Regions from separate parts of the Homo sapiens genome. Here region 1 is linked to region 2. A link is a contact called in ENCODE Hi-C or POLR2A ChIA-PET data. All regions are on one chromosome and are shown on one strand. Each heading gives the region's core, a stretch centred on a gene start or an enhancer-like site at or near the end of the contact. The rest is flanking DNA. Distances are from core to core; before and after follow the strand shown.

The links. Hi-C counts contacts between places; a loop is a spot of excess contacts on that map. ChIA-PET counts read pairs that join two places held with the same protein, here RNA polymerase II (POLR2A).
Region 1: a loop to region 2 is called in a map of endothelial cell of umbilical vein, with 6 times the contacts of the local background. The contact joins two enhancer-like sites. A Hi-C loop is called at or near these places in 1 of 168 maps with a recorded cell type or tissue (endothelial cell of umbilical vein). POLR2A ChIA-PET finds 5 or more read pairs at or near these places in 1 of 52 experiments (HepG2).

What each region holds. Positions count from the first base shown.
Region 1 is chr12:78,885,766-78,888,480 of GRCh38, reverse strand. All of the region lies in intron 1 of SYT1 (synaptotagmin 1), which reads right to left. Among named protein-coding and RNA genes, the nearest start is that of SYT1, 22 kb to the right of the region's middle. Within about 2 kb of position 1,265, at least 7 of the 41 ENCODE cell types and tissues checked have a DNase peak (open chromatin) inside an H3K27ac peak, as active enhancers do; they include endothelial cell of umbilical vein, where a contact is called at or near this core.
Region 2 is chr12:78,702,982-78,705,756 of GRCh38, reverse strand. No RefSeq gene overlaps it. Among named protein-coding and RNA genes, the nearest start is that of SYT1, 160 kb to the left of the region's middle. Within about 2 kb of position 1,421, at least 5 of the 41 ENCODE cell types and tissues checked have a DNase peak (open chromatin) inside an H3K27ac peak, as active enhancers do; they include endothelial cell of umbilical vein, where a contact is called at or near this core.

The DNA of each region.
Region 1 (2,715 bases), core at 16-2,515, 180 kb before region 2:
GTGATGATTAATTTTAAATGATTGCATAAAATGTCTTACAACTTTCAAAATCATCCTTCAGCAGAGTGGTATCATTGGGGATGTTGATGTCAATCTATTTTTATTTAAAATGAAATTAAATATAAAATATTGAAATGGGTCCATCCATTTACCAGGGTAATTGTACACAAGGATTTCCAGGAGAGGAAATGAAGATGAGGTCTAAGAATTGAAATATGAGCAATCCATTTACACTAACTTTATACAATTATATGTGTAATCTTCTACAAACAAAGCCAATACCTACAATACCTCATCCTCCAAAATCATAGATTTTGAAAAAAACTATCAATTTCTTAAGAAAGGATTTAAAAATATTATAATATCTGTGATTCTACAAAATTATATTCCTTATTACTATTACCAATGACACATCTTAATTTTCTCATGTAATGAGTTCCACTACTAATTATAACTTGAAAATCTCTTACTTTAAATTGTCTATCATAGTTTTTTGGGCACAAAATTTGAGCAGTCCTCTTTAGAAATAAAATTCAGTTAGTTGGTTTTAATTATTTAAATCTTAACAGTGTAAACCTGTCTTCAATAAGTTAACAATATTATACTTGAGAAATACAATCAGGTTTTTAAAACAAGTATGAATAATCAATTTCTTCTAAAGAAAGGGCTAGATATTGAAATTATATTTTAGTATGTCATCACCTACTTCAATCAATAAATATTTACTGAATAGTAACTTTATGATATATAATTTTGGATATAAAGATGATTGAGATATCCTCTTTACTTATGAGGAGCTCTTGTCCTAATAGGGAAGATAATATACAAAAGCAATTACGTTACAGAAATCCTCCCTTATCCGTAGGGGATATGTTCCAGCTCCCCTACTGTATTCCTGAAACTATGCCTAGTACCAATAATTATGTGTACCATGCATGGATTTCTCTTTCCTTCTTCACAGTTTCATGAATAGATTTATTCTTACTATCGCTGTTAATGATCTCAGCATATGATTCTTTCTTCTTTCCTTACTAAGTCAAGAACTTTCACCTTGTCACTTAGAAGAAGCACTTTATGGCTTCTCTTTGGCATATCCGAATTGCCAGCATCCACACTCATGTGCATTTGGGCCATTATTAAGTAAAATAAGGGTTACTTGAACACAATCACTGTAATACCGATAGTCAGTGTGACAACTGCCAGGACTACTAAGTGACTAACGGGTGGATAACACAGCATCGAGATACTGGACAAAGAGATGACTCATGTCCTGGGCAGGATGGAGTAGGATGGCGTGAGATTTCATCATGCTACTCAAAACAACATGCATTTTAAAACATACAAATAGTTTATTTCTGGAATTTTTCCATTTAATATTTTCAGACCATGGTTGGCCATGGGTAACTGAAACCACAGAAAGTGAAATCGTGGGTAAGGAGGACTACTGTAAAAGGTAGAAAGTGCAAGTATCATGGGATACCATTATTTCCTTAATCTCAAAGAAAAATATTCCTTCTAAAACTTCATACATAAACTGGCACTCTATCCTACACTGACTGGTGGGGCTTCCAGTTTAATCTCATGCCTAAATATAGATCATGAAAATGTGTTGAATGACTTAACCCCATATAGCTTGTATCAGCTTATTTCCCATGGCTTTTATTTAAATATCCATTGTCTTTATTTGAGCAATAAATAACGCACTATCATACACTTTTCTCCAAAAGCATTTTGTGGGTCTTTCTTGGCTGTTTACTTTATATTCTCCCTGAAAACAACCCAAACCTTTCAAAACATTATTCAAATGTGGCTGAATGCTCATCTCAGAGCAGGCAATAGGTAAATACTTGCTGACTGTGTATTAAAAACATCAGGAGTATGTACTGATTAAAATATAGATCATCACAGGCATATGGTTACAAACATCTTTTAATTCTAAATTTGTTGCTATGTATTTGTCTATAATAAGCAACATTTAGGTGATGATTAATTTCAAAGAATTGCATGTATTATCTTACAACTGTCAAAATCAGCCTTCAGCACAGTAGGTATCCCTGTGAATGTTGGTATCAATCTGTTTTTGTTTAAAATGAAATTAAATGTAAATATTGAAAAGCAAAACCATTTTGTCTCAAAATAACTTACTTGAAAAGCAATACCAATCCAGGAATTTTGAGGAGGATAGCTTTTAGAACCAATTGCACTCACTCTATATTCATGAACCCTTAATGCTTCTCATTCTCTGACGTTTGTGAATGCATTAGTCTTTCAATCATAGAAAAAAATAAAAAGATATTTTTCTGCTATTTTCCTAGATGCCTTGAAGTTAGCCCAACTTTTATTTACTTGCCCCAGGATAATAAATTAGCTGGCAAAGTGGCTGAGGAAGTACATATAACATGTTAAAAAAATTAGTGTTATGATAAGCCCTACCAAGTATGAGGGAAGTTAAACTCCATTTCTTATAAAAAATGGATAGGAATGTATTTCTGAGCTTTCCACTGCTATCTTAATGTACTTAGAGGTCACAAAATCTAGGAAATACATAAAATAGATATGTATTTTGCTTCCATCATAGGCCAACAAAGTCCAAATTCCCTTCTTGTTTCCACCCTTGGCCCTATTCAGTCTATTCTAGCAAGAATATTTTATTCTCAATGATCCTTAAAAATATCAAAGTTGGATGTGTTACTCATATGCTCAAAATCCTTTACT
Region 2 (2,775 bases), core at 172-2,671:
AGGCAGAATGTCTGCATTGAATTCTCACTCTGCTACTTACTATACCTTGTGCAAGTTAATTGTTCACATGTGTATCATCTGTAAAATGGGTATAACAATAATTGTAATACCTGTCTCAAATAATTGTTGTGAGGATTACATAGGTTCATATATTAGAGCATTTGGAAGAACTCTTGGCATATATTTAGTGGTCAATAAACATTAAATATTATTAGTCCACTGTTGTGAGGTTGTTTAGTTTCATTCTAGGATTCACAAATAAAAAGATATGCTTCCAAGCCAAATAGCTACCATTTTGCAGACCACTCTGGTTTACAGATGAACAAAACTTTTACAGAATACAAAGTTCACTCTTTAAATTTTACAGGCAATGAGCAATGCATTTTAACCTTAAATAATAAAAAAAACCTGTCAATTGTTGCTGATGCTTCTGAATCTCTCAAAGGTCACAGCCATCTAGAGATGAATCTGGTAATCTGAAAACTTTTGCACAGCACTTCCTTGGGTTAAGATACTAGGCCTACTTCTATCCTTTATAAGTCAAAACTACAAACACATAGTTATACAGTATTAGAATAAGAAGAGGTGTAGGAGATTATAGAGTCACATGATCAAATTTAAGTCCTAGTAGAGAGCTTTCACAATGAGTGTTCAATATGTAATACAACTCTTAGGGTTTAATATAATATCTATTATATCAAGAAGAAATAACTCACCATGGTACACTTTCTACTTGCTTAGACCAATATTAACATATTTTCAGCATAAGTAGACCATTAAAAATTAAATATATATAATCATACTCAAATGCCAGAGAATACTCAAACACTTGTTAGTAAGATGCCAACTGAATAAATATCAATTAAATGCATGTGCTTTACATAAACCCCACATAAATATACATGAACATAGTTTCATTTAACACATCATGAGTACATTGCACCCCTTTTAAAAATTAACTTTTTGCCTTTAGATGCAGAACAAAATCCCAAATAAAATTGAAAGTTGATATTATTGTGGCTGAAATGATGGAAAGAATAGCATGTGACTTTTATATTAGGAGTATTTGGTAAATCAAAATCACACTTTAAATGTCTATATCTTTATGCAATTGTGAGCAATTTAACATTGTCATTTCTCTGTGCTAACTAAAATTAACCATCTAAAGAAAGAGTATATAATTAAGTAAAGAGAAGGTATTTTAGGAGACTTTTTTATTTTTGCACTGATTACCCAGTGCTATCCCCAAGTCATGCAGTTAATCATGCAGAAACTATTCTGTTTCTTACCTATTTAAGAACTTTAATTGTCTCAGAATTTTATGCTCCTGATTTCTCACTTGCTTTCTTTCTCTGCTCATGAATTCCTATCTGCTTACAGATCTTGATATGCGTAGCATAGTCGTGCCTTTAACTAACACATTACTCATCTAAAAAGGAAATTGCTCTTACCCTTGGGAATGTTCAGCAAAAATACCTTTCATAGGGAAGCTTATTTCATTTTATTAGAATATCTGAATACTGAATAGTAAACAGCAGTCACTGAGTTATTTTTAAATGGCATCACTTAAATATTTTCAATCTTTTAAAGGACCTTGGGAATGCACGGCTGCTTTCCAGGTCAGAAATTTATTTATTTATTTTCTAATTAGATATAAACATTTGCTATATTACCCAAACTGGTATATTCAGTAGCATCACATTTTCAAATGTCTATGCAATGTTGCCAAGGCTAAAGTCAGTTGGTTATGTTCTTAAATTAGTCATGTATCAAGTAGGTGTAAGTATATTTTATATGTAGTAATAGCACTTATGCATGAATCTTGATTGAATCCCTGTTCCCAAGCATCAACTTCTTTCTAGATTAGCTGGGTGCATTGGGACTATTGAACCATTAGCTTTTATTGAAAAATAGATGAATATCAGTCCCTACAGAATAGTGTATTAGCTCTTGCCTTGTAGCAAAGCTTTTTCCTGGTTTCTCTTCACAATGGGACTTCTTTATGCTTTTCTCTAATGCAACCAGAAAGAAAGTGGCGGTCAGAAGAAGAAAATGAAATCTATTGAAATAAAATCATCCAGTGGGTATGGCTTTAGCTTCTCACAATAGGGTTATCTGACATGATTAATCCACAAAGATAAATGTGACCCTGGCGAGGCGCGGTGGCTCACGCCTGTAATCCCAGCACTTTGGGAGGCCGAGGCGGGCGGATTGCCTCAGCTCAGGAGTTCGCGACCAGCCTGGGCAACACGTTGAAATTCCATCTCCAGTGAAGTACAAAAATTAGCCAGGCGTGGTGGCTTGCGCTTTTAGTCCAAGCTACTTGGGAGGCTGAGGCAGGAGAATTGCCTGAACCTGGGAGGCGGAGGTTGCTGAGCAGAGATCGTGCCACTGCACTCCAGCCTGGGGGACAGAGCGAGACTCCGTCTCAAAAAAAAAAAAAAAAAAAAAAAAAAAGTGAACCTTTAGAGATCGCTGGCAATTTCTTTGAGTATTGAAGTGTACATGTTCTAAAATACAAGTAATAGCTGTCATTTATTGAAAAGACTAAAAAGAAAATTCACCTAAGAGAATTTAATATCTGTTGAATGAGTCTTATGATAGAATAAAATGTTCCTTCATTCTTTTTATCTTTGAAGATATTTTATGCTTAAAGATCACTTTACAGTACTCTTTTTACTTAAAAATTTAAAGCAGAAATAAAAAGATGTGAAAGAGATTCTTTGAGTAACTTATCTTGGAAATTAGATTAGTAACTCATTTAGAGAAATGAAT